Regions from separate parts of the Mus musculus genome. Here regions 2, 3, 4 and 5 are each linked to region 1. Evidence: chromatin loops called from intact Hi-C (ENCODE). Cell type or tissue: heart. All regions are shown on one strand. Each heading gives the region's core, and the rest is flanking DNA. Links, peaks and the distances in the headings are about the cores only. Region 1 holds the start of Creb5 (cAMP responsive element binding protein 5). Region 2 overlaps Creb5 (cAMP responsive element binding protein 5). Region 3 overlaps Creb5 (cAMP responsive element binding protein 5). Region 4 overlaps Creb5 (cAMP responsive element binding protein 5). Region 5 overlaps Creb5 (cAMP responsive element binding protein 5).

The links. Peaks named below come from ENCODE experiments on the same cell type or tissue, not always from the same donor. Only the 100,000 strongest peaks of a DNase experiment are listed, where the experiment ranks them.
Region 2: it touches region 1 in a loop (1.9-fold over the local background); 5 of 42 quality-filtered maps call a loop at or near these places.
Region 3: a loop joins it to region 1, with 1.8 times the contacts of the local background. A loop is called at or near these places in 5 of 42 quality-filtered maps.
Region 4: a loop joins it to region 1, with 2.1 times the contacts of the local background. A loop is called at or near these places in 6 of 42 quality-filtered maps.
Region 5: a loop joins it to region 1, with 3.0 times the contacts of the local background. A loop is called at or near these places in 7 of 42 quality-filtered maps.

The regions. Positions count from the first base shown.
Region 1 is chr6:53,287,083-53,293,518 of GRCm38, reverse strand. Creb5 (cAMP responsive element binding protein 5) reads right to left here and starts at 6,216. Exons shown (of 11, transcript NM_001327821.1): 1 at 6,146-6,216. In heart, for the core only: a CTCF peak has its summit at 3,192; DNase peaks (open chromatin) are centred at 4,748 and 5,288; H3K4me3 peaks cover 2,702 bases; H3K27ac peaks cover 1,352 bases.
Region 2 is chr6:53,520,355-53,526,790 of GRCm38, reverse strand. The region is part of intron 5 of Creb5 (cAMP responsive element binding protein 5); the gene reads right to left. Among named protein-coding and RNA genes, the nearest start is that of Gm38814, 30 kb to the right of the region's middle. In heart, for the core only: no CTCF peak of the experiment used is centred there; a DNase peak (open chromatin) is centred at 2,860.
Region 3 is chr6:53,646,422-53,652,857 of GRCm38, reverse strand. All of the region lies in intron 7 of Creb5 (cAMP responsive element binding protein 5), which reads right to left. Among named protein-coding and RNA genes, the nearest start is that of Gm33392, 57 kb to the right of the region's middle. In heart, for the core only: a CTCF peak has its summit at 2,861 (motif pointing right); no DNase peak of the experiment used is centred there.
Region 4 is chr6:53,504,094-53,510,529 of GRCm38, reverse strand. All of the region lies in intron 5 of Creb5 (cAMP responsive element binding protein 5), which reads right to left. Among named protein-coding and RNA genes, the nearest start is that of Gm38814, 14 kb to the right of the region's middle. In heart, for the core only: no CTCF peak of the experiment used is centred there; a DNase peak (open chromatin) is centred at 3,189.
Region 5 is chr6:53,511,192-53,517,627 of GRCm38, reverse strand. All of the region lies in intron 5 of Creb5 (cAMP responsive element binding protein 5), which reads right to left. Among named protein-coding and RNA genes, the nearest start is that of Gm38814, 21 kb to the right of the region's middle. In heart, for the core only: a CTCF peak has its summit at 2,589 (motif pointing right); no DNase peak of the experiment used is centred there.

The DNA.
Region 1 (6,436 bases), core at 505-5,504:
ATTCTAATTCTGCCCAGTTTGTGTTCTCAAATGAAACTTCAATAATCTGGGTTTTGCGAGACTTAGTGTAAGCATGAAGAAGACGTTAAGGTAAAAAAAAAAAAAGTCAGTTTAAAAGATTTTAGGAAAATCAGCATTACATACATATATTTCATATATATGTGTGTGTGTGTATATATGTATATATATGTATACATATATATGCAAATATAGACTAGAAACTACAGTTGTTTGTTCAAAGCAGTCAAGTTAATTTTTAGAAACCTGTCTTTGAAAGGCTGTCTGTGAAAAGGCTTAATGAGAGAAAGGTTTCTAAAGCCTTGGCCTCTGCTGTATGCATCCATGACAAGAGCATTTAGGCAGCCTGCCTGACAGACAGAGAATCTGAGCTGAAGACAGGGGCCAGGCATTCAGCCCGGGTTTCCTGTCTCTGGCATAGGCCTTGGACAAGCTAAGAGATGTAACCAGGCCTTGGGGTTGACCAAGAGTCTCTCCCTAGCTCCAGCATCTATATACAGCTATCAGTTTCTATCCACCATCAGTCCCTAGGCTGAGTAAGAAAGAGTCCCTTTACTCCCTGAGGAATCAGGTCAAGTCAAATGCCAACATGGTAATTTCCCATTCTTGTTAACTTGGGGGCAGGGATTAGAAATGTGAATCTTCAGAAAATAGAAGAAACCAATTGCAATATTCAAATCCACATCAATGTTTTTATTCCTGACTTCTTTTTTCAGATAAAAAAGTGGGGGTTGGGGGGGGGGAGACTAGGGAGTGAACCTGTAGGAAAAGCCACTTGGCATCCCATGTCACTTTGCAGGCATTCAGAACTTTTTCCCTGAACTCGGAATTCTTTGAAAGTCCCAGAGTCTTCTTTTCAAAAATTTCCCCGGTGTCTTCAGAAGAGTGTAACCACTAATTGGAAGCTCCTAAGGAGCCTTCCCTCTTTCTAAAAATTTTCTTATGTTGAATTGATCATTTGTGATTCCTAACTATAGAAATAATGAATGTTAAAAATACATTAATTGCTGTCTTTTCTTAATTGCTAAATCTAATAATTATTTAGTAAGCACATTAGTCCTTTTTAAAGTACCAAGCTCCCTCCGTAAAGCACGGTGACAAAACAGTACACTTTAGTTGACAAATAGCAGTCGGAAGAGGTTCTTTGTGAAAGTTTATCTTCCAGGCGTATTCAAGGCTGCTGTTCTCTCTGCGCCTCCTTATCGCAATGGTATCATTTTCTTAAACAGAATTTGGAGAAATAGTTCTCAATTTAAATGTTTAAGCACCAATGTATAAAGCCCTTGGTTCATTCCCATAACACACCAACAGTCAAACTGGACAAGATAAGGAATTGACTGAGGTCATTGTCCGGCTCCTCCAAGAAAGCTGCCTCAAAAAAAAAAAAATCCTAAATTTCCTTAGAAATCCAATTTGCAAGCAGCAAAAGCAGTATATAGATGGAAAACACCAGGCTCGATCACATTAATTGTGTGACTAACAGCATTGCTTTGAAGAGGAAAAGAAAAGATGACAGAAATAATAACACCGCTCAAATCCCATTTCCAATCTATCAGTACAACCAGAAGAAAACCAACTGCACAGACACGGTTCACATGCGGAAGGGGCAAGGACCACCAGACTCCTACCAAACAATTCCCAACTTAAGACGAACACTCCAATGGTCTCCGATTTCTAAAAAGAAAGTCATAGGAAGAAATCAGGCGACTGGAAATGTGACATTGGTAAAAGTTGCAGTGGAAGAACTCTGACTTGTTTTGAACATGCAGGCGTGAGAAACTGGCAAGTAGTCCCAGTAAGAATATTTGACAAATGAAAAGCTACACAGGAGAAGTGTCTAACAGACCACCATTTACTCCGCCATTGACTCAAAGGCTGAAACATCAAAGCAAAATAGAAAGAAAGGCACAGCGTCCATATTTTGTAGGAACAATCTAAAAAGCTGACTACTTTTGCCTGACAGGTAATTTATAGAAATCAGTTATTTATATTTTTAAAAAAATATGACTTGCAGATATTATCAGCTGAGCAAATGTATTTACTCTTAGTTGATTTGAAAATAAAAAATTTACACAAAAATGAGGAGTTAAAATATGAAATTCATATAAAAACAATGTAAACAACAGAAAATGAGAAAATGGGTGAGAAGGCAGTGAGTTGTTATCTTAGAGTTTTAAACTCAAGTAAAAACTGCTATTTAATCAATAACATCCTTCTTTAGGGGAGCCTGTATCTAAGTTTGAGTGTGGACATGGTTTTTTGTTTTGTTTTGCCTTTAATCTTTACTGTTTCTTTTGCCTTCTTGCTAAAACTCAAGTACTCCTTAAAGTGACTCAAGAAAGCTTTCTGAAGAGATCTTTACCTGCCACCTTGCTTTCCATTCTTCATAGCTTCCCCACAGCAGCTCACAGCATTGTAAACATAATTTATTTCCGAAATAAAGCTCTCTCTCTCTCTCTCTCTCTCTCTCTCTCACACACACACACACACACACACACACACACACACACACACACACACACATACCTAAACAAAATCCTACTGATCCCAGCAAACTAACAAAACACCACATACAAATATACGTAAGATAAAACTCCATTTCCAAGTCCTGTCTGTGGCAGTATGAGACTCATCTGGACTGCTGTGAGGGCTTTCTCTGCTCCAGAAACATGGGCATGCTCTTACCATAGCTGCAAGAGTCAAGCCGCACGGTGTTGCCTCCTGCAGTCTCCAGATCAGAAATTTCCCTTCTCTCTTGTAACTTCTTTTAACCAGCAAGATCAGAAAGGAAACAAGTTCTTGAGTACTTGATTACTCAGTCTTTTAGACCAGAAGACTGTGGACTAGCTCTTAGTTAAAGAGAGAGCAGGCCTGGCACTTAGCAGTCACTCTGCAGCTCCGACCTATCTTGTGGACTCTGGTACCTTCTCCCCTCCCTCCTTCTTTAAGTTCCTTTTAGTAATGAGACTGATTTTTCCAGTAGCCTTCAACTCCCTAGATTTAACTGACATGGAAAATGTGACTAAAAACTTGTAGAACTGTCTAGCCTCCAATCCCACAAAGAATGAACTTTGTTGTGTTGAAGAACACCTCGCAAGCAGCTACATGCTCAGTTTCTTTCTACTGCTCTGCAGCACAGGACAGCAAATAACAGTGCGCCATCTAGTTAGCAAAGTGCAGTCTCCAGGCGTGAAGGGGGGACACCTTCCAGCCCTGGGAGCTAAGCTTGTCAGGGTTCAGCCACTCTAAAGCTCCAATTGTTTATTTAAATAAAAAAAAATATCGCTACTGGGATAATCCACATCTCATGGATATGGGAAAATTTAGGTTATAATGGCACTACAAACTTTTACATCTAACTTTGATTTACAAGATAAAAGCAAGTTTTAAATTAAAAGGGCTTTCTGTTAACAGAGCTTATTATTCTGAAGACGGGAATGATTTTCTTCGAAAGTTGTCCCTGGGTGCATGCCTATTATCTTTGCTGTTCCCCTTCCACTAATGAGCATTTATCTAAAGAGCCTGTTAATCCTCTGATGTGTGCTTCTGGTCAGAGGTAACAGTTTGAATAAAACCACTAATCACTGATCACTAAATCAGTGATCATTAATCACACTGTCCAGGGCCCGTGACCTGCCCATTTTCCCCTTTAGGTCTCTGCATCACAAACAAGAATTTTAACATTTTCAATGCCCATGCTTCCCATAGGAGACTTATGCCACTTCATCGCTAGATGCCAATAAATAATGCTGCCACAAACTTGAAGAAGGGGTGTCAAGCGATCTCCAGCCACGAGCTCCACAAAGCCTGCTCTATGGCCAGAGTATGTTGGAGAAAGTAGATCTAATTATAACCAAACACGTGTTCTTCAAGAATGCCACCTATTTAGAACATAAAATTTCCTCTACTTAGCTTCCTCCATCTCCAAATCAAAACGCCTTCAAACACCTTGTCCCCCAGCCCAAAGCTTCTGCCTCTGTCTGTTTTTACTGGATTTCTGCTATCATTATTCACTCACGCCCAAAAGTTTTCACTCTTTGTCCCCGAAACAAGTCACACGTGGTGGTGTTTTTGCTGCTGGTGTTCTTTTAAAGAGCAAGTGGGGAAGAACTCAGTTCTCTAAATTGGGCGTTTAACTTCCTCTACAAACATAGAAACTCAAGGATAAGGATAAGAAAGTACCGCGCGCAGCAGCAGCAAAGTGTTGTATGGTACTTTCAGCTCTCAGACACTTCCTTGACTTTGGAAATAAAATGTCAAATCTAGATCCTTTCCCGCTAAACCTGATTTAGTCAGGTCCTTCATCCTTCTCCTAGGCTCGGTTCACGGGGCTCTGGGCTCTTAGCTGTGGCTTATTGCTTTCCTAAGTCACTGCAGGCACAAGCTATTAGCATATAAGGCTTCTAAACCTTTCCAGGGATTTTTCTATCCAGGCTGAACATTCTCGCGTGGGAAAAACGGGCCTGGATAGTGCCTTTCTTAAATAATAGAAAAGGGCAGATTGAGCGTTCATCAGGTACTGAGCTCGCTCAGGCACCAGAAGCTCTTCAGCTCACTCCTGGGACAGCATTCCCCCTGGGGGAAACTGTAAAAGGCGGGGGCAGGCCGAGTGATAACGAGGTGGGCGGGAGAGGGATGGAGGAAGAGGGGTAGGGAAAGAGAGGGCAATAGCTGTGTCCAGAGAACCCGCAATTGCCCCGGGGGATGGGGGCATAGTTGCTTTGACAGCATTCTGAGCCCCCAAACCCTTGAATATCTGAAGCCCTTAATAAAACACTTACTGGCCTGCAGAATGACGTAATGGACCTGTAGCCAGCCTTTATTCTTTGACACATGTCAGGAAGAGGGAAAAATAAAAAACCAAGCAAGCGTTGCTGATACTGACAACGATGTACAAGTAGCCCACTCTAGTTCCCAGCGTTGAACCAGCATCAAGTGGGGGCGGCACTCGTCCAGGGAAAGCTGGAGCTTTTTCTACTAGACACTCCCTGGAAATAAATCTATGACTAGAAAATAAATGAAAAATTAAAGCGGGCTATAGTCCCTCTAAAGTGGCTTAGTGGGGGCGGTGTCTGCTTGTCTCAACCCTTTAAGAACTTTGTGAAAAGTTTAAGCGGTTCGATAAAGAATCTGGCTCAAAGGCAGACTCTGTCGCCCGGTCCTGAGAACCGCCTGGGTGCAGTGCGGCTCGGGCCCCAGCTGTCATTTGGGGCAGCAGCCCGGAAGAAGTAAGAGTGCCAGCGCAAAGGGGACGGAGGCGGGAGGCGGCTGCAGGAGTGAAGGCGAGGGCTGCGGAGCACTCTCGAGCTGGAGCGCCTGGAGCGAAAGTCAAGTCCCCCTCCAAGGCAACCGACCCTCCCGCTGCAGCCGGCGGCCGGTCGCGAGAACTGGCAGCGGCCGCTGGGCACCCGGGAGAGGGAGAACCCCCTGCGAACTCGCTCGGCTGCCCCTAGGTGACCAGGCGACTTTGCCGCAACGGTTGGAAGTTTGCTAACTTTCTCCCGGGGTTCCGCTGCATCACTGAGAAACGGGATGCGAGGAGGCTCCAGGTTCCTGGTCTGTTGCTGCTGCTGCTACCACTGCCGCCTCCGCCGCCGCCACCACCACCGCCGCTTGACCACACTTCAGAAGGGTTCCACACCATGCCGGGGCTCTGGAGGCAAACATACACCCCCGATTCATAACTGTTCCCCGTGTCAGGGAAACTCACGCGCGCTCCCATACACGCACGCACACTGGGTCGGACACGGCGCTGGCTCCACTCAGCATCCCTCCAGTCGCACGGCGCAGCAATCACCAAGAAGCGCTCCGGGACGGACACGGCGTGGGGTCTCTGGGTGACTACAGGACACAGCACAACTCCACAGTCCACCAGCAATTGGGGCCGGACTTCCTTCTGATCCGCCAAAGTGTTTACAAACACAAATCAAGGGGGAAAAAATGCATCGCATCCTTTCTACTCCTTGCCCTGTGACCTGCCCATTGGACTAAGTAACCTCGCGGCTGCAGCGATGAACCAACCCCTGCAAACAAGGACGCTCCGGAGTCGGCTCGCGCGGCAAGTGCAGCGAAAGTGGCTAAATGCAAAAGGCCCAGAAGTGGCCGCGCCGTATTTTTAGGAACTTACCAAACAAGTGTGGAGAAGGCAAGAGCCGAGCCCGGGTGAAGGGACCACGTTGGACTGAGCAAAGATTACAATACATTCTATTTAGAGTGCATTACATCACCCCCCCGGTGACGTCACGTGGGATTCCTGAACTTCTAAATCATTGCGGTCCGTTGGGGAAAAGGAGGGAGAGAGGGGCGGGGCCCGCACGCCGAGGGGGCGGGCCCGGTCTCCGCCCCGCCCAAATCCCGCCCCTCGAGCGGACCCGGGTGCTTGCGGCGGCGTCCGCGATCGCGCAAGCAACAGCTTGCA
Region 2 (6,436 bases), core at 442-5,441, 230 kb before region 1:
AGTGGGAATTGGGGAAAGAATACTTCAAGGGCTGGAGAGATGGCTAAGCAGTTGCTGCTCTTCCAGAGAAGCTGGGTTCAGTTCCCAGCATCCACATGATCGCTCACAATCATCTGATGCTCCAGTTACAGGGGACCCAATGCCCTCTTCTGGCCTCTGTGAACATTGCATATACATGGTGCACAAATACACATGCAGGCAAAACACTAATACATATAAATGTTTTGGGCTTTGTTTTTTATATGAAAACACCAGTAAATTTTCTCATTGGGGATTTTCATATGTAACATTGGCCAATTTCTAATCTGAAGATAGACTACATTATCACCTGATACAGAAGCTACAATGTCAATTGTATTTTCTCATGTTTAACATTAAGCAACTCTCTCTCTCTCTTTCTGTGTGTGTGTGTGTTTCTGTGTGTGTGTGTCTGTGTCTGTGTGTGTGCACTTGTGTATTTTTTACAATAGTAATATGGATTAAGCCAGGAACCATGAACAAGGTTACAGTGGCTATAATATATTATAGGTTGTCAATCCATATCTTTGCTAGTATGTCTCACAAGAACCCTTTTACTGAGTCTATACAAGCCAAAAAATATTTTAAAGATTACTGGAAAAGTCTAAGAAATACCATTAATTAAACATCATAAATCAATAGTTTCTCCCAAAGATGAAATTCTCATAGTGACAGAAGCAAATAATGAAATGCCTTAGAGGTGTGCATTAATTCAGAAAAGATTTGATACAATGTGATAATTGAATGATCATTCAGTGCTGAGCTCTCGTCTGTGTTAAACTTCTCATTTCCAGATATGGCATCTGCTACTCTTCCATGTGGAAGATATGCACTAAGAGTTGGGGAAAAACACCATGGCATTTAAAGTTCAAACTCAAAACACAGAGCACTAAGCACCTTCCATTAGACACCAGCTTTCAACAGTATGACCTTTCCAACAAGAAGGATTCATGAGAACAACCTTGATTCATAGACGAAGGTTTCTAGGCATGTCCGGTCCCTAGCATGATTCCCTTGTGTCTGAAAGCAGCCACACTTTGTCAAGGAGAACTATGGATGCAGCCTGACTTAAAGTTGTAAACATACTTTCATGGCATTTCTTTTAAAACTGCGGATAACTCGGTGGCACAATTCTGGAGTGTGAACCTCTTAGATGACAACAGGGGATGCAGCATCAGAAGGCTGGACATAGCAGGGGCCCCAGGAGCACTCCTACCATTGGTTCCCTCCCTCTTAGTCTTTGTGTGACTTTACAACCTCTTCTGTGGTGTCATTTGAGATTGATCTTTTATGCCTAACCATGTCACTCATCTGCCACCCACCAGCTCACTCTGTCACATTAGTCTCCATTACAATAACCTTCTTGTTGTCTTCAAAGTGAGGGTTGTCACAAGTTATAATTTCATATTGAAGTTGTTTGCTTTTCAGCAACTTTCACCAGGCTGGGGTCAAGCTAAGAGTTGTAGGTATGTTATACAAGCTTTCTATCACTGAACCTAACTGAAGCCTGCAAATGTTGGGGGTTGTTATTAGTCTCCTTCACTAGTGTTTAGTCATCTCAAGAACAAGTTATTGTACTGAGCTGTACACTGGAAGGCAGGCAAACAGCAGTCTTCCACTTTTTGTTTGTTTTGCTTTGCTTTGCTTTCCCCCCAAAGCACTGGAGATTGACCCAAGGCCCTTGCACACACGAGGCAAGAGTTCCGTCCCTGAGAATATTTCTAGACTCCTTTTCACTTTTTATTTCGAGACAGGGTATCACTAAGCTACCTTGGCTAGCCTGGAGCTTACAATGCAGTCCAGATAGAGCCTGCTAAAAATCTTCCTGCTCAGCTTTGAAAACAAAATCTTCTAAAAAAAAAGCTGTCTCCAGAGAAAACACATTAATAAATGAGCACATAAAAAGTATAGGATGGTATTGGACTAAAGGAAGCACATGGGACCCATGTGCATTTGGAGAACATAGCACTAACTGTCCGAGGGAAGCGAGGACCAGAGAGTGATGAGGGCTTGAACAGGACAGGCATGGTAGAGAGGAAGAGGAAAAGAAAACTATAGACCTTCCAAGGTGATAAACAACATACAGAACACAGACGGTCAGGTTATAGGCCATAATTGAAAGTGAAAAGCTAAATATGAGTGTGGCCATTTATCCCGAAACAACAGGATACAACAGGTAGACATAATGTCTGTTATTATGGAATTTATAGTCAAGGAGAAGGGACCATAAACAAATAACTATAGAAACAAGCTATTTTCCTTTAGTAGACATAAGTGCTGCATGGGAAAAAAGGGCTGCTACTGCGTGATGACTCCTCTGTTAAGTCAGGACTGCTGAGGAAGTCACCAGTGGCACAGAGTGTAGAATGCTCCCCAGTCCTTTCCTAGGCAATGGAGGTAACATGGGGAAATCCTCTGAACACAGTCCAGCCAGAAGGGCTGTATGCTCCCTCTGTAGGCTTATATCTCTCCAGCCCCCAGCAGACAGGCTCTGACATGACCTCGGGGAGAATGCCGTAAGCAAACACCATAATCAGGGTGTTTGACCACAACTTGTGTGTTACCGCGCCTCATTTGCTTTTCTCAAGTAAAGAGCCTTGCATGAATATATCAACACTGAAAAATATTGAAATCCGAAAGTAAAAGAAGAGTACGTTAACCGAGGAAACAGTGAAGAAGTAGATGGAACGGACACATCTGAGCTTCCAGCCAGCTCTGCAATCCTGTGATCTTATTGCTCAATGGTGATTTGTTGGTTTTATTTGTCACCTTTGGCATACTCAGTTGACAGGTTGCTGGACAAGTTTTGTTTATCTCTTTAGAAAGCTTGGCTCGCAGCTCTAAGCTGCATGGACGTGGCATGGCTTGGGGACACTTTGGAATTGCCAGGTGGACTGCCAAGTGTTCGGGGAGAGCCTTGTCATTTGGCATAGATGGATCTGGAATGTGACTGTGCATGAATGAATGGATTTCCAACTGCAAACAGTGTGAATGAATGAATGCATTTCCAAAAAGTTCACGACAGAGATCCTATGGAGTAAGAAGCTGAAGTGGGTAGGTTTAAAGACACAAAACCCTTAAGCCAGGAAATACAAACCACAGACTTCTCAAGAGGCACAATGGTGATCTGAAGATAGAACATGGCCGATTAAAGTAGAGAGTCCAGCTTTCCATCTGGGCAGTCACAGTCAGAAGGTGACTTAAGTCAGGGTTTCTGTTTGTGATGAAACCATGAGCAAAAGCAAGCTGGGGAGGGGAGTATCAGGACAGGAACTCAAACAGAGCAGGATCCTAGAGACAGGAGCTGATCCAGAGGTAAAGCATACTGGCTTGCCCCTCATAGCTTGCTCAGTCTGCTTTACCTTTTATAAAACTCAGGACCACCAGGCCAGAGATGGCCCCACCCACAATAGGCTGGGCCCTCCCCCATCAATCAACAATTGAGAAAATGTCCTCCAGCCTTTTCTTATGGTGACATTTTCTCAATCAAGATTCCCTCCTTTCAGATAAGTCTACTTTATGTCAAGCTGACATAAAGCGAACTGGCCCAGGTTGGTGACCCATTTTTTTTGGGATGACCAAAAAGACAGAAATATCAAGACTTGTCTACTGACTTAGGTACATAGCAAGTGCTTCCTAGCATCTGGTGACCAGCTAGTGACCAACAAATGTCAGGTATTTCTCATACTGTCACCCCTCCTGCCTCCTTCAAAACCATGGATCCCTCTTCAACACAGAGAAGAAAGTATGAAATGGGATCAGCGAGTGTAAGGTAGAGTATATAGAAAATATCCAAGACAAAACAAAAATCCAAAAACTTACAGACCTGAGAAATCATCATTATCATTTGACTGAGTGATTGGTTGATTGATTGATTGTACGCAAATAGATTCCTAATTGACATAGAGCTCAGTGGTGAAGTGTCTTTGTCTTCTAGGAAAGGATACAGTAATATTGACAAGAATCATACAAGACGTGAAATTCAGAATTAAAGAAGTGTATTAGGCATCCAGACCAACACTCAGAAAGGAAAGTGGGCCAAAGTAAGAGAGTCAGGTGAGAACACAGTGGAGTAGACAGGCCATTAGGCTAGCAATCCGTGGAGAAATGCAACCAGTTCCTAGAAGTCCCACTGTAAGTTGGGAAAATCAGTTCTGCAACTGAGGCAGAAAGACAAGATACACAAGGCAAGACTCCCCAGGATCTGCAGCAGCTGGGCAGGGGGGAGTTGGGGCCATCTGAAATAGGCAAGAAAACATAGTGAAAATGGATTCTACTGATATAGAACCCAGAATCTTTTTAAAAATAAAAGTATCAAAGTGATATAGAAATATATAATTTCAATATTTTTACTTCATAAAATATTGTATTGTGATCACTGTATTTAAAATAAAAGTATCCAAAAACATGGATGTATTCTGACCTTCCCATTGAAAAATAAACACTTTATTTGGTTCCTGAACTTGCATATATCTGATCAAGTGGTCTAAGAGTAAAAAAGAAAAAACAGGGTTTTTTTTTTTTTTAAAGGAAACTTCTCTAGACTCAAAGGCTGCTGACCACTGTCCAGGAGTGGGGCCAGATGGAAGATCTGTGCTTAAAAGACATTTGTGTGAAAACTTGGTGCAAGGCTAGAATAGGAAACACCAAGATCACACATATAATAACAGGATCAACCTCTGAGAAAAACATGTCTCTGAAATGTTCTCAGTCATCTTTCTCCACTCTTTTTCTGGGCATCTTACTGATCAAAGTGCCAGGAAGACGGGCTCATTGATTTTTCTTTTCACACTTTCTTCAAGAGGCAGAGTCCTCCTCGTTACCCGACTTTCAGCTCTGGCCTTATTTTATAGGCAGAGCAATGGTACATGAAGAGAAGGTGGCAGCAAGATGGTTATCATGAGACCTGAGAACATGTGGCCAAAGTGTGAGGTCAGAGAGGCTCAGAGTCATTTCTCTCTAGGCGATGACTTTGGAGAAGCCCACAAGGCCCTGGTTTGCCTCTGCTCTTATCCTTTGCTTTGGGTCCCCTCCCCAACACTGGCAGTTCGACAGCTGACTGTGCTCAACGTGTTCACACATCAAAAGGACACTGAGGAAGTTCATGACCACTGTTATCCACCTGCCTTGCTCACTCTGCATAGAGTGGCATGGCATTTATTGATAGAAGAGATGTGCTCTCTGATTTCTCCTCGGGTGTTTTCTGAGGTGGGGGGAAACCCCTAATGATTGAGAGCCCTGAACTAGAGAATATTCACAGTGCCAGATTTTTGTCCGTACACATAAGCATACATGTGTGTGACCAAGTCCTTGAGTCAAGCCCCTCATGTTTCATTGTGAAAGAGTTTTGTTTGTTTATTTGGTTTGTTTTGATTGGTTGCCAACATTTCTTTTTGGATAGAGCTATGGCACAAAGAATGTCAATATAGAGGGTAAAGATGCTCTTTCTGGAGTTAGCAAGTCAGAGACTGAATCCTAATACTGGCACTTGTTTGTTATTGGCCTGAGACAAATTATTTGACTTTTCTGTGCCTTGGTCAGTTGATCTACCTGTTTTAATCTATTTTATGTATTTTTTTTAATTAAAAACTTAGGTCAGCATACAATGCATTTTGCTTTACCAGTGTCATTTAATGTGAGTGCTGCATAACACCTTACCTTGGCTTATTAATCAGAAAATCCTTGCTTATGTCATGTACTTCTCAAAAGGATTAAGTGAGTTAGTGTGTCTAAAGTACTTAGAGTAGCTGGACCATGATGAAAGGCATAGAAAAGTTAACGTTCCTTATGTATGGAAACATTCCTCATTTGATCACTGAGCGCTCATTATACAACAGATATCATTCTACCAACTGAAGATGCAGAACAGGCGAGAGAATGCTTTAGACTTTATGGTACCTATTTAGTAATGGAGAAGGTTGACCAGATGATAAACATACACATGAAAACTATACACCATCATTTCATAAATGATGAATACTGTGGAAAAAAAGCATCAACAAATGTTGTCATAGAGAGTGAAATAAATGGCTACTAACTTAATTGGGAAAGGAAGAGTCCGGGGAGCTGGGATGCCAAATGTGGAAATGAGGAAAAGCCTACTTCCTGGCAGAGGAAGAACATAGGTGTTATGTGCCACTGAAACCACCTACCTCTCCTTTCCATATCCCCCACAGCCAGAGCTGTCATTAGGTGAGCAGCTAGGAACCATCGAAAGGCCATGGTTAATGTGGGGGATCATTACCCAGGCTCTTTATCCCACCATGGTTGTTTTTAAGGAGAGTCAGCAAATTATCTAAAGACCAAAATATTTGAAACATAGAAGCTCACAGACAGTCACCTTAGATGAAGACAGGACAACCACCAACAGCGTCCCTCATCTAATACATCCTCCTGGCCCCAACCAGGCAGGTCAGAC
Region 3 (6,436 bases), core at 452-5,451, 360 kb before region 1:
GTCCCTTCACAGCTGGACCTGGCTGCCAAGCCAGACGGCTGCCTCGAAGTGTGGGCGAGCTTCAGGGGACAGCCAGCTGTGCCTTGCTGTCCAGTTTTCACCAGGCCAAGGAGAAAAGGGTGACTTTCTCTCATGAGAAATTTATGGAGAGGAAGAAAGAAAATACTGACACATCACCCACGTAGAGCAGGGCTGGGATGCTCTTTCAGTCAAAGAACACACTTACAGAATCCTTTCTTAAGGGACCAAAGAAACAAGTGACAAATTTTTTAAAAAGTCTTCTCTTGTGATATTAGCCTCAACCTTTCATCCACACACCCACACACCCAAGGGAGCTATAAATTAGATATTACAGGCACAGAGAATTGGCAGTTGATGCTTTAAACATTATGAAGTTCCATGTCTGGGCCTTTACACAGATACTTTTTGTTGTTGAATTAGGCAGTTACCATGTAAAAATACACAGAGAAGTTTCTGGAAGGGATATACATAAAATGCCCACACCAAACAGCAGGGTATGGGAAGGGCTGCCTGGCTTCTCACATGTACCAAGGACCAAGTAAGAATCATTTCACATATTCACACAGTAACTCACCAGGCAGGTGTCATTATCTTCCAAGCTAAGATGGGAGAGGTCCTCACAGGAGAAACAACTTGTTCAGAGTCACCTGTGAGCATGTTCCATCAGGAGGGGTTCAGAAGGCAAGCCCAAATCTCCTGTGAACCTCGTATTCCAGCATGGCTCCCACGACAAGGAAACATACATTGACTCTGAATTTTTTTCCCCTGGGAAGTTTGGGAGACAGTGATCATGAACTCCAAGTTTGCATTTCTCCCCGGAAGGAAGAGCCCCATTCATGCTTCTCTATGAACCATCATGGCCTTGGAGACTAGCTCATACAACCATTTCACAGGACAGAAAGTAAATAAGATGTAGGTGATTGATCTGAAGGAGGACCCTAGTGGAAGAGCTTTCCTTTTGGTCCTGAGACTATCTGATGCTTTAACAACATATAGACAGTGCTTTCCAGCATCACTGGAGTCAGAGCGGCAAACATAACTGCATGATTTGCAGTTGTGCTATGTGATACTTTGGCATGCACTTAGTTTATGGGAAGATTACACAATCAATTAACTTTTTATCTAGTTGCCCTGCTTTGATTTGTTGGGAACATGGACACACATATCAAGTAACTCACATTCACAGTTAATTCAGAGACCTGTGGTGTGATCCTCTGAAAGTACCCACACTGTAATTAAAAGAGTTTGTACTATTCACCCCACATACTCCCTTCTTCCCATCCCTCTTCTGTTTAACTGCTACATAATTTCCTCTTCCTCTCCCTTTTCCTCCTTTTTTTCTCATCACCTCTCCCTTCCCTCCTTCCCTCCTTCCCTCCGTCCTTTCTTTTCTCCCTGCCATGAAACACAACTTACCTACCACAGAGAGAAAAATGTAAAAAGTGCTGTTCATAGTGTGGCTTTGATTTCACTTTAACAGAGCAGCAGTGAGTGGTTGATCAGTTTCTAGCATTGCTGTGGACGAATGTGACCACCTTTGCCATAACCGGTTTCTCTCTTCTTTTACTTGGTTATTTTTCATGTCATGAAAACCCAAACAGTGAGTAGAGTAAGGGATGAAATGTGGACCATTGTGAAGGATCCACAGTGCACCACCTCGTTAAAAAGGAATGGTTCCTTCTATCTCCTTCACTGGAATTGGGACGCCTGCCCAAGGAAGATGCCTTGGGGCAGAACTTAGAGTCCTTACAAATCTTTTGCTCTAAGGTATGGCATTTTACTTTCCCGATGGTGGCTTTTGTAGTAGGGATAAGCTTTCTAGTCTGTGGATGCAGATACCCCAAGATGATGGGCTTCCACAGATGACCAGGAGAGCTCACTCCTCCAGACGGCCAGCATCCGCAGCTCTGTTCTAAACATAGAATGGACTGGCTGGAAGCGAAAGCCTCAGTGTGTTAACTGGACTCTTCTCTTCTGTCCACTCACAGCTGCCCTTTTCCACTGCCTTGGCCTCTTTGTGGAGCTTTTGAGCAGGGGTAAGAATGGGGCTCTTAGGAGATCAAGAAATTGCTGCAGGTCCTCAGCAGTCCCTGGCTAGTGACTATTCTCTCTGGGCACACTGTTGCCTGCTGTCCTTTCAACATGGCCAACAGGCCCCTTGTGTGCAGTGGAAATTTATGGCTTTTATGCTGGAGGGGAGAGCCGATCACCCTACTCATCCTTTAAGTTCAATCCAGTTTCCATCTTCCTGAATTGTCCCATTCAACCACATAATGAGCCTCTTTATTTTGGTCAGGGTTGTTCTTCAGTTGTCCCCATGGAGACCAGAAAATTGCATGTCAGTCAGGTCCCCCAGGACCCTTCCTTGGTGCTTCTTAATAAGGAATTAACTCTGAGGGCTGGTTCCACCCTTGTAAATGTAGTTAGCTAGACTATTTCACTACTTCCACCCAACAGGGACTTTGGGACTCCTGAATACGGGTTCTTTGTTTGGTTAGTTGGTTTTGATTTTTATATGCGTGCAAGGCTTACAAACAAAACATGTATCTTGTAAATGAGAGTACAGCTTCCGGATGATGTATCCAACTGATTTTCAATAAAAGCAAAGAAAACAAAGAAGATGAATCTCACATCTTAAATCATTATCATTCAAACCAAAGACACACATGCTTCCTTAAGTGAAACAGAGGTCTGACTCTGCACTCATGGCTAGATGTCAATACTCTCTGGGTTTGTACGATAGAATCTTTGGAATATTCTGGAAGAAGAAAGAGGCTTCTGGGGAGATGTGTGAGACTGCAGACCATCCTCAATGAAGGCTGCCATATTCAGATATTACCAGTAGGTGGAAACCACTTCCTTCTGAGAAGATAGCCTATGGCTAACATCTGATGAGGGGAGGGGTCTCTCCAGGTAGCATTGTAAATGGTGGATCTTGATTGGACTTCAAAGCAAATTTCAGGGTTTGTAGGACCCTCTGAATGCTTGTCAGGAAATGAATGCTTCAAAATTGCAATTGTGGGACCCAAGCTAGAGGAGAGCCCAGGCAGGTGTCCCGAGAATACCCACACAGCCCTTAGAAGGTCTCCCATTTGTCCTCTGACCAGGAAGAGCTCTCTGACTACAAAGCAACTCATTCTACCCCAAGGACAGCTTTGTGTTTCTGGCACTCAACTTTCTTTCCTGCTCCAAAGTTTCTAACGTAGTAGGGTAATTGTTATGACTTAGTTCAGAGATGAGGCCTCTTCTAGGAACCTTTCACCTTCTCTACAGAGTTTGGGGAGGAAAAAAAATCATCAGCAGTGTTTTCTCAGGTGGGCAAGATGGCTCGGCCAGTAAAAGTGCTTGCTGAATAGAAACCATGGAGCATGGTGCAAAGCAAGAACCAGCTCCCCAAAGTTGTCCTCTGACCTCCGTAAATCAACATTCCAAATGTGCCATCACGTGTACATGCACACAGACACACAGACACACACACACACACACACACACACACACACACAGGATAGATCAGGTAACTTTTAATAGTTTTTTTAAGGAGTATCTTCTCGGGTCTTCCCTTTCCCGGACACTTCATGTCCCCTGTTTCCTGGTATACACCTGTAGAATCTTCTTCACCGACCCACCTCTCCCGTGATACACACAACTTGGAGACTAGTCTGTATCTTGACATCTTGACATGTGGGCCTGTGGTTGTTTGAATGAGAACATCTCCCCAAAGACTTGGGTATTTGAAAGCTTGATGCCCAGTTGGTGGCACAATTTGAGGAGGTTTAGGAAATGTGGTTTCTTGGAGGAAGTGTGTCACTGGAGGTGGGCTTTGAGAGTTTAAAGACCCATGCCACTTCAGTGGCTGCCTCTACTATGTATTTGTGATTGATCAAGACGATATGAACTCTCAGCTTTCTGCTTTAGCTGGCTTTCCTGATACCCACCACCAGGACCTAAACTGAGGGCCGCAGAACAGGCGTGTGCCCGCTTACAGGAGGGAACTCTGAGAGAATGTGCTCCGGAGTCTCTGCAAAAGTCCTCCAGGCTCACTGTGGAATACTTAGGCAAATGATAGGTGAGTTTCATGGTGGGGTCTTTAGGAAGATTCTAGTGAAATGGTCACTCTGTAATATCTCCAAACAGAAGTTCTGCTGAGTTAAAACTACACCCAACTTTGCTAAGATTTGGCCAATAGAAAAATTCCTGAAAGGACAGGATGAAGCTCAGTAAAGGAATTCATGTCAGGACTTTATGGAAGGGGCTCTCATGCTCCCCAGCTTTCCCCCTCTCTCTCTCCTAGGTGCTCTATGAAACCTACCTGTGATATACTGGGGGCAGCTAGTCTGGTATACATAGTCACAGTGACAATAAAGAGGGGGCAGCAAGATCTGAAAAGGGGTTAGGTGATGGGAATGCACAGCTCAAGGGTGACATCATTTGACTCTGTAAAAGTTGTCATGAGAGGCAAGCAAAACAGAGTTCCAGATGGCTTTCTTAGAAGTTTTCTCCCTGCATGGATTGGACCTGGCCTTGTCTTATTAAAGAGAAACCCTACAAGCAAGAGATGGAAAAGTAGACACCAGGACTGAAAACATATTCTGTGTCCATTTCTGAGTTTGACAGGTGCTCTGACGCCCTGTAATAACTTCATGATCTACCAATGCTCAAAGAACAGGAAATAGTCTGTCTCCAAAGAACGCCCCAGAGATAGAACTCTTTGCTATGAATTTCATCCTTCCATTTTTACTGTGTACTAGTGGCGAAGAGTCTGGCTAACATGGAGTCTGAGGAACTCTTCCTTCTTAAAGGCTTCTTTAAGCTTAGGTAGACACAGAGGCCATTCCATCTGAGTTGCTGGGGCAGCCATTACCTGGAAGTGAAGTCTTACAGAGGGCTCAGATGTTTGTCTACTAGACGTAACCTCTCTTGTGCTTTCTGGATATAGAGCCAGACACAGCTTGATAGGGCTATGTAGACATTTCACCAAGAACCAAGGGGGGAATTTAACATAAATCTTGGGATATGGAAAAAAATCAATATTTCCTTTTTGTCAGACTATTTGTTTGTTCAGCTCTTGATTTTCAAATAACTTTAAGGAGCTGGTGCATAACATGCAGTCAACAGCACACTGGCTAAGCCAACACCTGAAATTCTTATAGTGCAGTGGGAAAGGACTAATGCATAAATATTTATATTTATTTATATACTAAAACCTAACTATGTATCCTCTTATTTAGTATACATTAGGATTTCCGTTTATATCTCGGAAAAGCTGTGGCCCCAGGAGGTCTAAGTAACCTTTGTTGAACTTGCCCCAGTGTGATTTCTACCCGAGGAAATGTTCAGTGGTGAGGGCCACTACAATGTGAATATAGCGCCCGGCTTCCTGCACAGTCCAGTAGCAGTCATTCTGGACACTGTGTTGAGAGGAGGCTTGACATAAGGTGGTGGTCCCTTCTACAAACTCTCCACTTTCATTCCTCTGACCCCCTTCTCAGTGCCAGGACTAATTTTCCACCACCATCAACTCATTGTCCTTTGTCTTTTCTTGTCTACCCATGTCAGGGATCCATAAAAGTGAAAAATATAAAGGACATAGACACAAAGTTATGGGTCAGGGAAATGTGATTAGATGACATTTGCTTTCATTGGAAAAGGAACAACCAAACAAAAAATAAAGCAAGACATCTAAATCTTTACATGTCCATCCTCGGTTCCCTCTTCTCACTTTGCATACATCTTCCATCATAACCCATGAGGTTCTCAGAGATAGCATATCCAAAGACTAGCTGGATAAAGCCTGATTTGGAATTTTCTGCAATGTTTTATAATTCCAAATCAGACCAATGTCATCTACGTGAACAAAAATAAGGTGAGCAGCTCTTTGTCATTATCTTGATGACAATATTCATGGCTATGTAAAAGTGAGATTTGACTGACTATAGACTCCTTGCTATTTATACCTCTGAAGGACTGTGTGAAGGCACATTCAACAGACAGACTGAGACGTGGCTGAAGTTGATTTATGAGATATCAACAAAATGTCTTTTTAAAAATCTCATCATCCCTAGAAATGAGTTCTTAACCACTACAGAAACTGAAATTACCACCACTAGAATTTACAATTAGACTCTAGGGAAAAAAAGGACTAAGTCTTCAGTTACTTTTGAAAACATATAACTAGTCCTTTTTTTTGGCAAAAATCTACAGTCAGTCTCAGGCAGATAGATAGGCAGATAGATAGTATCTCTACAAAGCAATAACTTTTATAAAGTTTTAAAAATTGGAAAAGCATAATATAAAAATGAGAAAACAAATAAATTATAGCTCAGACTTTCTAATGCACCAGAATCAGGCAGCGGGAGGCCATCCAACAGGAATATTTCCACTAAGTAAATATTTGTACATATAAACTCCCTCCTTT
Region 4 (6,436 bases), core at 757-5,756, 220 kb before region 1:
TCCCCCTCTCCTGACAGGGCTTGGCTCAGGGTCAAGTTCATCCCAAACTCTCCCTTTTATCTACAATAAACCTTCTCCTCCACTATACCTAGCCAGGTCCTTCCTTTTTTTCTTTTTCTTTTCTTTCAGAAAATAAAATTAAAATGAGTTACTAAATGCAGTTCTCCTTGGACTTAAGAATTCCCTGACTAGAATGGAGAATATATTCCTTCGCTTATTCAACTGGCCTAAGCATTCCTTTGCATTTACATTCACATTTTTCTTTGTGCGAGTGTAAACCTAAATGATGTGGATTAAATGCCTGCAGAGGGCAGCATGTCGCATCCAGGATCGCGTCTCATTGTGATGACTGGCCTCGCTGCCACCATTGTCACCGTCATCTCTCATAATTGGCCTTGCTGTCACCATCATCTCTGTCACTCTTATGGTGCTGGTATTCCCAATGTTCTCATCTTGGAGATATACTTTTTTAAACATATGTGTGGTTGTTGGGGTGGGAGTGGGCACAAGTGTGTGTGTGTGTGTGTGTGTGTGTGTGTGAGAGAGAGAGAGAGAGAGAGAGAGAGAGAGAGAGAGAGAGAGAGAGAGAGTGCATGCATGCTAGATTGTCCTTGTGGAGGTCATGGGACAGTTTTAAGGAGCTGGTCCAAGGCTGTTGGCCTTCATGCTTCTGGGTGATTCGTTTGTCTCCATCTCCTCTCTCACCTTGGGAACGCTGGGACCACAGAGGCATGCCAGTACATCTTGGTCTTTACATGGGCTCTGGGACACAAGCTTGGGTTATCAGGCTTGCACAGTGAACCCTCTTACCCGCTGAGCCATCGCCCTTGGTCCCAGTCTTACAAAGTTGTAAGGTAGATTCTAGTAACATAATCTTTAGTCTCGTTATGAATATTGACTCTTCATACATTTCTGATACATTATTTAATTCAAATTCAAAAGTCCTCTTATAAGCCCATAACAACAAAGGTGCTGACATAGAGTTTTGTCGACCTGCTATTAGGTAATTTATGAACTTTAACCTGCAGAGACTTCTCTATAACAGAGCCGGTGGCAAGGGAAACCAATGAAAGCAAAGTAACTTCTCTAGATGTGTTCTCACTGGCATTAGTCTCTGCTCAGAAACAAACACTCCATAGAATCTGTTTCTTTAAGATTCTAAAAATAAGTTGATCTGTAAGTGACTTTGCTGTAATGCATACAGTGAGTCAGACAGAGGAGTAATAGCCATTTATAGAATGTGGACTGCACTTTGGACTGGGGCAACCACTTAACCCTCACAAAGGGAAAAGTGGCCTTTCAGATAGATGGTACAGGGTTTGGTCTGTGAGTCTTATTTCTAAAAGGAATCTTATTATAACTCTGGCTAAAAATATTGGACTATGTCCAGAGTCGATCACATGGTCAAATCCTTTGATAAAAAGAAGTTTGTCATGAGATTATATGTGTGCACATCTATGGTCTCTGTGTGCATATTCTGTACTGTGTGGTAATTTTATTATTGGTTGGTTAGTTCAGCTTTTGTCAACTTGACACAACCTAGAGTTATCAGAGAGGAAGGAACCTCAACAAAGACAATGCCTCCATAAGATATGGCTGTAGGCTACCTGTTAGGCATTTTAAATAGTGATTGACGTGGGAGGACCCAGCCCATGGTGTGTGGTGCCACCCTCAGACTGATGGATTTTATAAGAGAGCAAGATGAGCAAGCCAGTAAGCAGCACTCCTTCATGGCCTCTGTATCAGTTCTGCCTGCTAGTTCATAAACCCTTTCTTCCCCATCTTGCTTTTGGTCATCGTGTTTCATCACAGTAATGATAACCCTAACTAAGAATATATAAATATAAATATATATATATATATATATATATATATATATATATATATATATATATATATATAGTCTGTGAAGTCAATCTCTAGATTTGAGTGTTCTGTGTAACCCTGAAACCACACCTGGATGGCAGAGGGTGCTATCATACCACATGTGCATTTCCATGGCAAGCTTGTGTATTAAGGCATATATACCTTAAAGATATATACCTTAAAGATATATACCTTAAACATATGTACCTTAAACATATGTACCTTAAACATATATACCTTTTTGTAGTGCTGTGCATTGACCCTAGAGCCCCATCTCATTCCCTACATTTTATTTCTGATAAAAAAAAAGTAAATAACTTCTTTTTTAAATAGGTATTAGACAGTGACTTAGGATGGCTTTGTGTGAACACAAAAACATCATTTAACATCACTCGCTCTTAGCTTCTTCTCCTATAAAATGGAAATAAGTGCAGACCCTGCTTCAAGAGGCTGAGGAGAGGATGAAGCAGTGCCGCACACGTGAGGTACCCAGGACTCCTAATAAGACTGTTAGGAATGTCACTACTGTTCTTTTCTCCCTGGCAGTTAGAGCATGGTGCAATTTCCTCTTTGCTCTTTTCTAGGACTTTGGATTTCATTGCATTTCTAGCGTGTGCCTTCATAGCCTTGTAAATACTTGCCTTAGAGGTCAAGTCTGGTGGCTAGATGTTGACAAAGTTTCCTTGCATGGCTGATAGAATGAATATTTTAAAGGGCATAAATGACTGAAGATGGAGAGATGGGGGAAAGGAGGAGGAGGAGGAAGAGACACAAGAAAGCATTTTGTAAAGAAGAATTTGCCCCCTTCTCTCATGTGATCTTCATTTACAAACATGTCAGCTGTTGCCTGCACAAGGATCTCAAACCTGGTACACTCGGAAGCAATGCTCTACCAGAACTATGACTTCATTTCAGTGTTACTTGATGACCATCTCCACTATGGTAATAAGATCTTTTTGGTCTTAGTACAATTCAAACCCACTTGAGATTTCCTAACCATCTATTGGCTAACAAACTGGTTGTAAGTATTAGGAAATTCCACCCTGGGACTTGGGGACCTATTTTATTTGGATTATAGGATCTTCTTGAATTAAATCAATAACTCAGTCAGTTGTGTTTCTTTTCATCTCAGGAGACATCTTGGCCTTAAAACACAAACTCACACATTGGAATGCACATGTGGTATGATGACACCACTCTGCTGCCCAGGTGTGGTTCCAGGGTCACATAGAACACTCAAATCTAGAGGTTGACTTCACAGTCCAGCGTAGACACATTGTGTTACTCAAGGGGGTGAGATCATGTGCTGGCATGAATTTATCAGTCTTTTAAATGAATGAAGTTGAATTCAATCTGCTGACCTTGGACCAGAGGCTAGAGATACAGGCAGCATGAAACAAAACAAGTCAAATTGGACAGGAGAAAACCACAGTGTGTGGGATTGCTTTGTTCAGAAGGTGACACTACTGAATTTAGTCTGTGAAGACCTTGTCACATGAGAATCTACAAATAACTATGACCTAAACACGAGAATGAGAGACAACCCATCTAGGAACAAATGGACACATTCCATTGTGGTTGTATAGTGTTTAAAATCTATTTTTGGTCAAAGGAATACTGTAAATGCTTTCCCTTCTACATAGCTATCATAACCCCAACTTTCTGGCTCTCAGTAGTTTTCAACAACTCTACATGCCAATTATATTTTTTGCAAACGACTTTAGCTGGTAAACATTATTCAACCAGAGACATGGGATTCTCCGTGACCCTCTGAGTCCCCAAGACCAGCCAAGATTCACTTGTCCCTTGTGACTGATTCTTAGCTGGGTATCATTAAAGAGTACCCTGGACTCGCTGCACAATTTGAAAGCCATTCAGTTCTGAGGGCCCATGGGAAATGCTACCCATATTAGGCACATGGAAATGTCTACATCATCCTGAATGATTTTGGGAGTAGAAATTTAACACAACTTTTTGGATTAGAATTCCTTTCCAAATTTGGGCCTGGGCTTTAAGGTGAAAATCTTTTGGGGACTTCTTGTGGGCTTATGAAATGTCAGTGCCAACAAACATTGCCGTGTTCTTCAGTGCCAGCTGGACCACAGACCTTCCCTTTCTTCATTACATTCTCTCCTGAAACAGCACTTGCATGGTGGAAGTCGTACTCCAAAGCTGAGTTGGCTTATCATGAAATTCTGGAATTTGCCGAAGTTGTCCCCTTAAGCAAAGAGAGTTACTGATGCTAATTGGAAAGTTAAAATGGGAGGAGCTTTGGCCAGGTGTGGAAGGAAAATGGATGTAGACATTTACTGAATGTATGCTAAGGCCAGATTGGCATTTATCTCAAAAGCGTCTTCTTCTGAGCTCCTTTATAAGATGAGAGAATCCACTCTGGAGATAAAGGTGGTTCCTCATTATACACCAGCTCCATGTGTTGCAACTGGGGATGCTGAGGTATGGCTTTCAGCAGGCATGGCCTCATGGAGAAGGTGGACTCTATAGCCATTTCCTTAGTGATAGAATTCCCTTGAAGTACTGCTAGACACATCAATGAAGTGGAGTGGGGCCAGGCAGAATTTATTCTTTAAGAAATAAAAGGGATTCCTTATGAGCCAGTTTCCTCATGAGATGCCATGGCAACAACCTCCACATGAAAGACGCAGCATACTCACTTTCCGGCATTCCTAAGCACAGGCTTCCTCTAATCCTACTACTGTACCACTAACTAAATCAGAGATGTGGCCCTGGCTGGCCCACTGGTGATTTAACTCCTTTTTGTTGTACTGGGGCTGAATATAGGGTTGGGCCCTGTTAGACGTGCACCACTAAGCTAGATTCCCAGTCCTGTTAATTTTTAGTTATTTCACTGATTGGTATGTTCAACTATACACTTGGCAGAAATAACCTAAATCTTTGTTTAAAATATATAATAATATAAATAAACTCAACAGTCCAAAATCTTATACCAGGATCTACTTCTACTGAGCAGGATTTAGTTTAGGATCGAAGATCCCTGGGGCTCTAAGTCTAGAGTTCACTGACATCATCCTAAAACTCATATTAGAAACCAACTGTTGGGGAATTCATCTCATAACATATAGGATCCTGTTAGCAACAAATTTAAATAAGTGCCTTTTTGACCATCTTAATAATGTCTTTTCTTTTCTTTCTATCCAATTATTTCTTAATGGTTAATCTGCAATTTAAGTCTTACCAATGCTGCTTTAAACCCAAAGAGGTTTTATCCATCTTAAACACTGATCAGATCTGTGAGGATGACCTGAAGAAGTATGAAAACTGCTTTCCTCTGCTCTTCTCTTCCCTCTTCCCCTCCCCTCCCCTGCCCTCCCCTCCCCTCCTCTCCTCTCCAATTCTGTCCCTGTCTTCCCTTGCTTCCCCTCTTTCTCTCCTTAACCACCTCCCCTTTTCTTTGTCTCCTCTCTCCTCTCCTCTCCTCTCCTCTCCTCTCCTCTCCTCTCCTCTCCTCTCCTCTCCTCTCCTCTCCTCTCCTCTCCTCTCCTCTCCCCTCCCCTCCCCTCCCCTCCCCTCCCCTCCCCTCCCCTCCTCTTCTTTCTCTGTAACCTCATGCTTTTCCACCCTTACACTCTTTCCCAAATAACAATCAGAGGCTCATTATTTATTAAAAATGCCTAGGCCATAGACTAGGCTTGTTCCCCAGTTAGAGATGGGTTTAACCTGTTTATACTATTCTATGCATGTCACGTGGCTAGTTACCTCTCCTCAGCTTCAACCACTGACTTCAATGAGTCTCTGGCCTCTCACTTTTTCCCAGAGTTCTTATCTTCCCACTGGATGCCCCACCTTTTAATTGTGCTTGAGTTTATTGGCCATTAGCTTTTTATTGACAGGTGATGCTTCCACACAGTACACATGAGATTATCCCTCCACTTTCCTCCCTCCAGTTCCCACTCGTTCCTTGTTTCTTTCTTGTGTTTAAAATTGGGATCAGGGGGTCTGAAGCCCCATAGGAGGAAGAGTACCCCCAGAGATCCTTGGAACTAAAACACCATTCAAAGAAACACAAGGTAGAACTTGTGGTTCTAACTGAATGTGTAGCAGAGGATAGCCTAGTCAGTCATCAAGGGGAGGAGAGGCCCTAGGTCCTGTGAAGGTTCTATGCCCCAGTATAGGGAAATGCCAGGACTGGGAATGGGAGTGGGTGGGTTGGGGAGCAGGAGGAGGGGTAGGGTAAAGGGGATTTTCAGAAGGGAAACTAGGAAAGGGGATAACATTTGAAATGTAAATAAAGAAAATATATAATAAAAATATGAAACTGAAAAAAATAAAAAAATAAAATAAAATAAAGTTGTGATCAGACATCCCAGTTTTGGGGAATCAATTTTCAATCTAGAGAAGACTGGCTTCAAATGTGGCATTTCATTACTACTTCTAAACACCTGGGAAGCTGACTGCTACTGTTATTCCCCCCCCCCCTTTTTTTCAGGTAAAATAAAACCATGAGCAGCTAACTCCCTTGACCAGGGGCTCAGCGCAGAGCCCATATTTCGACTGCAGGCACTTGAAGAACCCACACTTCTCGAGATAAAAG
Region 5 (6,436 bases), core at 528-5,527, 220 kb before region 1:
ACCCAGAGTTGCTGGCTGCCCCAGCTCCTCTCTGCTCTGTCAATAGAGGCCAGAAAGAAGAATTTAGGGGCTGACAGCAGCTAAACAGCTTGTCTGGCCTGCATGCAGGGTGTGTAACTCCAGAACAACTCTCCAAGGGAAGGGAGGAGGCAGAGAACGGGGAGATAAATTAGTCAACTGATGTTTCTGCAGGACCTGCCTCTGCACATCTACCCTCAGCCTCTCTTTCTTATCATATGCGGGCGCATCAATCCTAGAATTCTAATCTGTGCTGGGTGCTTACTGTACGCTAAGTGTGTCTCTAAGGATTTGACAAGCACTATCTCCTTTACTAGCTACAACAATCTGTAATTTTAATTCATCAATTTTTTTCCCAGACAAACAGAGGTACCATTTGGAATCTGTACACAGTAAATTCTATTTCAACCATCAAACTGATTCCTAAGTCAGAGGGCCGTTGCCATTGTCCTGGGTGAAACGGGAAGAGAGAACATGAGTAGATACACTGGGAGCGTAGCACAATTTTAAAGATTCGTTTGTTATTAATGCAGTTAAGCTGTCAACATCCAGTGTCTATCTAATGCTCTCTCTCCATCCCAGACTATATTCTCCACAAGGCAGGGCTGTTCTTCCTGCTTCTTAGCTCCGAATTCCTGGTTAGTGATAGATACCTAGCCAATGGTTGCTGAATAAAGGAACAGAGCAGAGGACATGTCAACTGATTTTGCCGTAAACTCGGCAGAAAGTGAACTAAAAGTGAGAGCAGGCAGCTCAGCTCCTCTACTTCCTCGGGTGCTGCCGTTGAGTCTATGGCACCTGCGCTCCTCCACAATTCCAGTTGCCTTCTCAACACTAAGGTTCTTCAGTAGGTCCTGGTGCAATGTGTTCTCCAAACTTCTACTTTCCTCCACCCCAGTCCCACGGCCACTGCAGCCACTGCAGAGTCTTGCTCTAGCTGTCTCCTCCATTTCTTCCCTGCTTGAAGTACAAATTTCCTGTGCTACACCCTGGTATCTAGCCCTGACGGGGTCTGTTTGTTGTTCTTCTGCGGGAAAAAAAGAAACATCTTTCGCAAGGTTTTGAAGGCCAGGGAGGGTGACAGATGCTAGTTCTCTGGGAGGATCTGGTGCTCCGTGGCCTTGGCTGCAACGGGCTTTTGGTAAATAAACAGGTAAGGTCAAGAGTCCTGTGCATGTGCTGTATCTGGCTTGTGCACTCTAAGCACAGATGACAGAAGCCCAGGATCTCTGGTTTCCTTTACTGTCTTACAGGCATGAGAGTCACTTCCCTATATCTCTGAAAGATTACAGTTACCTTTTTGACCCACACCACAGGCACATGAAGACCTGTCCATGAGAATGAGAGAGGGACCCTTTATTCTCCTGGGCTTTTCAGATCACTGGGAAGGACAGGGTCACTATGTCCTGTGACAGGGGCCTTGACATCCATTCTGCCATCGTAACTGTGCAAGGCAGGTGCCACTGATTGATCATTTACAGATGAAGGTCTGGGCCGGTCCCCAAACTAGCACAGTGACCCCAGCCCTGCTTTGTTCTAAGCCACATACAAAGTTTGATGTCCAGAATACTGAAGATGTGGCCAGCAGTGTTCCCAAAATGTTCTCTATTCTTTGCTCTCATTTGCCTTGGGCTGTAGATGAACTGAGACTTCTTAGACATAAAAGACTTTGGCACAGGACGGACATGAACTTCACCTTCCTATTAGTCAGTGAATAACCATGGCAATATACCAAAAACGACTTTTCCACATTTTAAGAGACAACTCATGGGAACCAGAATTGGCCATTTCAATGGATTTTACATATTTTTGAGCTAAGTCCTTTCTGGGTTTTGGTATTCAATTTTGAGCCAAAAGATGAATTTAGCCCAGTGTTCTCAGTGATGACCTCATGTACAAAAACGACTGATGCCCAAGCTCCGCCCCAAAAGAATGATTCAGACATTCTGGAGATGGGTTTAAGTTCTCAAAGTGACAGCAGCAGGGGGCCATGGCTGAAATGCTTTTTCTAGCCGATGGTATGACTCTGTCAAATAACAAACTACAAGTTCAAGTTTCTTGAATGCTCAAGGCGATCTTACATCTTTTGGTCTCCAAACATTGGCTCTCAAAAACTCTGAGCTGATAGTATGAAGGCAACGGTGACATACATTTCAGAACAAGGGCCAGCAGCCAGCATATGAAGAAGAAGAAGAAGAAGAAGAAGAAGAAGAAGAAGAAGAAGAAGAAGAAGAAGAAGAAGAAGAAGAAGAAGAAGAAGAAGAAGAAGAAGGAAATATGGAAAAGCCAGATGCAGAAGGCCCGGGTGTGGCAGAGTGGACAAGTGTAGGGAGCAGGAGAATATTAGGAAATTAGAAATTTTAATAACTTTGACCATTGAGACTCCTGAATTGTGTGTAACTTATTGCAAATCCTGAGAGCAATAACAGATGAGGAGAGGCACCCCTGTCCTGGCATCTAGCTGCTCCTCATTTCTCAGGCTTAGGAACAGAAAGGAATTGAAGCCTCAGCCATCTGATAAAGGCCCCCAATAGGCTCCCTCTGAACACCAGGGGGAGCACAGTGTGGCTTGATTGTTTATCGGTCCTTTCTATAGAGCATGGAGAAGAATAAACTCTTGCTTATTGCCCAGGGCTCTTGAATACACTCAGAGGTTCTTCACTATCTCCCTGTTAAAAGTCAGCAGTCTGTGTGGCTTGAAATGGAAATATGCACAAAAGTTCAAAACAACAACAACAACAACAACAAAACAAACAAAAAAGTGGTTCCTCTCTCCCTCTCTTTCTCTTCTCAATTCCCTCTCTCCTTTTTCCCTCCCCCTCCCCCTCCCTCTCCCCCCTCTCGTACATTACTAGGGATCAAATCCAAGGCCCGCCTCCACCCAATCTCCTAGATTTGGATGAAAGAAATTGCACTTAGTACCTGGTGTTCCTGTTTGTATATTGAGGATAGTCATAACAACAACACACCTTGTAGCATCCGGGGAGGGTTGAAGAGTTAACGTGACAAGCCCAGAGAAAAGCTGGATATACAGCAATAGCCAGTGAGTTTAGTCTCCTGAGTGGCTACTCTTCCAGAGCCTATCATAAAAGTGTAATTGAAAGTTGTACTCTTCTATCATACAATCATTTCAAATATTCACTATTACAATGCACCATGGACCTCAAATTGTAGAAATGATGAAGCCATTGTAGTGTATGCCAAGAAGAGACTACAAATCAAAGATGCTGGACTTTACCATAGTGGTCTACCATTAGAATACACAGAAAATGGTGAACCACACACCTCTGTGAGATAAAATGATGTGCCCCCCAGTGTCTGAGCTCCTAGTATACTTGCACTCTGAAGAAGAAAGGCTGCAATTAAAAACAAAGACATCATGCAATTTGCAGGCAAATAAGATGGCCCTAGAAAATATCGTTCTGAGTGAGGTAACCCAGACTCAGAAAGACATTCATGGTATGTAACCACTTATAAATGGATATCAGCCATAAAGTACAGGATAACCATGCTACAATACACAGCCCCAAAGAAGCTAAGTAACAAGGAGGGCCCAAGGGAGGATGCTTGAAAAACACTCAGAAGGGGAAATAAAATAGACATCAGAGGTAAATGGAGAGAGGGAACTGGGCTGGAGAAGGAGTAGGGAGAGGAATGGAGGTGGGGATCAGGTGTGGGGAGGGGTTTGAGAGGGCTGGGAAAGAGAATGGAAATCAGTGGAGGGACATCTCTAGGATAAGACCTGGGATGGGGAAGCTCTCAACAGTCTTGGGGATGAGCCTAGCTGAGACTGCTAGCAGCAGGGGATAGACTGGTGTAGCCACCTCATATAGCTGGATGGGACTTCCAGTGGAGGAAGAGGGGAATCAACCCACCCACAAAACCTTCCACCCCAAATTTATCCTGCCTACAAGATGTGCAGGGATAAAGGTGGACCAGAGATTGAGTGTACAGCCAACCAGTGACTGGCCCAACTTGAGACCTGTCCCATGGGAGAAAGCCAACCACTGACACTATTAACGATACTCTGCTATGCTTGCTGCGGGCAGGAGCCTAACATAGCTGTCTCCTGAGAGGCTTCATCCAGCAGCTGATGGAAACAGATACACAGACTCACAGCCAAACAATAGGCTGAGCTCAGAGAGTCTTGTGCAAAAGTGAGGAGAAAGACTGAGGAAGCTGGAGGTATTGAAAACAGCACAAGAAGACCTACAGAATAAGCTAACCTGAGCCCATGGGGGCTCACAGAAACTGAAACAACAACCAAAGACTGTGCATGGGCTGGACCTAGGCCCTTTACATATATGTAGCAAATGTACAGCATGATCTCCATATGGGTCCTCTAACAAAGGGGGTGGACTGTCTCTGACCCTGTTGCCTGCCATTGGATCCCCTTTCCTTAACTGGACTGCCTTATCTGGCCTCAGTGGGAGAGGATGCACCTGATCCTGTTTTAACTCGATGTCCCAGGGTGGGGTAGTACCCAAGGGGGTTTCCCCTTCTCAGAGGAGAAGCGGAAATGAAGGGAAGGAGAGTGAGGGTGGGACTGGGAGAAGAGGAGGGGAGTTGCGATCAGGATGTAAAGTGAATTAATAAATTAATGGGAAAAAAGGAGGAGAAGGGAGAGGAGGAGGAGATGGAGGAGGAGGAAGAAGAAGAGTACGAGGAGGAAGAAGAGAAGGAGGAGGAAGAGGAGGAGGGAGAGGAGGAAGAGGAGGAGGAGGAGGAGGAAGTCTGGAATCTGTGGTCTTCCTCACAGCCTGTTCCCAGAAGCCTTAGGAAGGTAGGTGAAATGACTCAAGGAGCTTCATGACGACTTACATTCTGCTAGATTTAAATAGCCCCATAGACCAATACTAGTTATTTGCTAAAATAAATGTGCTTTCCTAATTTCGTAATTTTTGACTGATGTAGATTAACCACTAAAATACTACGTCATTTTAATAAAAGCAACAGCCAATGAGGAAGATGCAAGCTGGTCCTCACCACCAGAAGACCGATGGCACAGTCTCCTGGAGGGACGCCCGTGAAGTCAACACTGATGAACCAGGCATTCCTGAAGATGAGGGAGGACTCTGATCACACTTTGTTTTTTTCATCCTAGTACACATAGCTTTTTTTCCCCTGTGGATCTTCAGCGAGGCCAGGCTTGGCTGCATGGAATTCAGCAAAGAGAAATTCTGCATGACCAGTGTGGCCACACACTCACGTCTGGCTGAGGTTTCGGCTGACTGCACTTTGGGATTTTTTAACTCCAGCCACAAACACGGATCTCCTTCATTTTTGACTATATAAGTCAACTGTGAGAGCCTCGGGTAGGGTGACTTTTTTTCTAGTCCCCTTTGAGCTTACTAAGCACTAAGAGTGCAGATAGGAGGCTGGCTTTCTTGCCCCTTGTACTTCTTGTAGTTGGAGCCACAAGCTTCTTGCAAAAATGGGGATGCCGGGGAGGCATTCAACGCATAAGCCAGAGTGTACGTTATTTACATTTTCTACATGTGTGGGATCATGGACCAGTGCATCTAGTAGGGTTGCACAATGGTCAAAGCAAAGCCTCAACCTGGCGTCACTCCATCTTTATACACGTTTGCCAGGTAACTCGGGCTTCCCTCTTAGCCTCATTTCCTCCTCTGTAAAATGGGATAATGATAGCCTGGACCTTTTGATGTAGTCATGGGAATTCAATGAAAAAGTGCTTATAAAAATCCATTGTCCCACACTGTGCTATTTTCTTGAGTCTTCACAGCGATCTGATGAGGTGGATGCTATTGTGCCAACATCAGTTGATTAGAGAGGCAAAGCTGAGACCATGTAATCGTCCCTATGGTCTCACTGACCCATGTGACATTATCTCTGGAAGCTATGGGGTGCTCAGTGCATCTGAATTGACCCTTTTGCTTATAGAATAGTGTCTGGGTTAGGTTTCTACTGCTGTGACAAGACACCATGACCAAAAGCTACCAGGGGAGGGAAGTGGTTTTATTTTAGTTTATAGTTCCGAATCACAGTCCATCACTGAGGGAATGTAAGGAAAGGCAGACACCTGGATGGAGGCAGGAACTGATGCAGAGGCCATGATGGCTTGCTCCTCCTGGCTAATACAACATGCTTCCTTAGACGGCCCAAGACCAACTGCACCACTAACAATGGGCAGAGCCCTCCTACATCAATCACTACTTAAGAAATGTCCTCCAGCATGCCTACAGGCCAGTCTTCTGGAGCTTGGGTCAACTCGATAAACACAAACAAATTAAAAAAAAAAAATCAACCAGTGCAGAGAGAAACACAACTAATAGAGATTAGGGGAACTGACTTAAAGTAAACTTGGGGCTAGCACAGGTATAAATAAAAAATTCCAACACAACAAAAAAGTTCTTTACACTTCACCCAATACTTCCAGTCTTGGCTCTTAATTCTA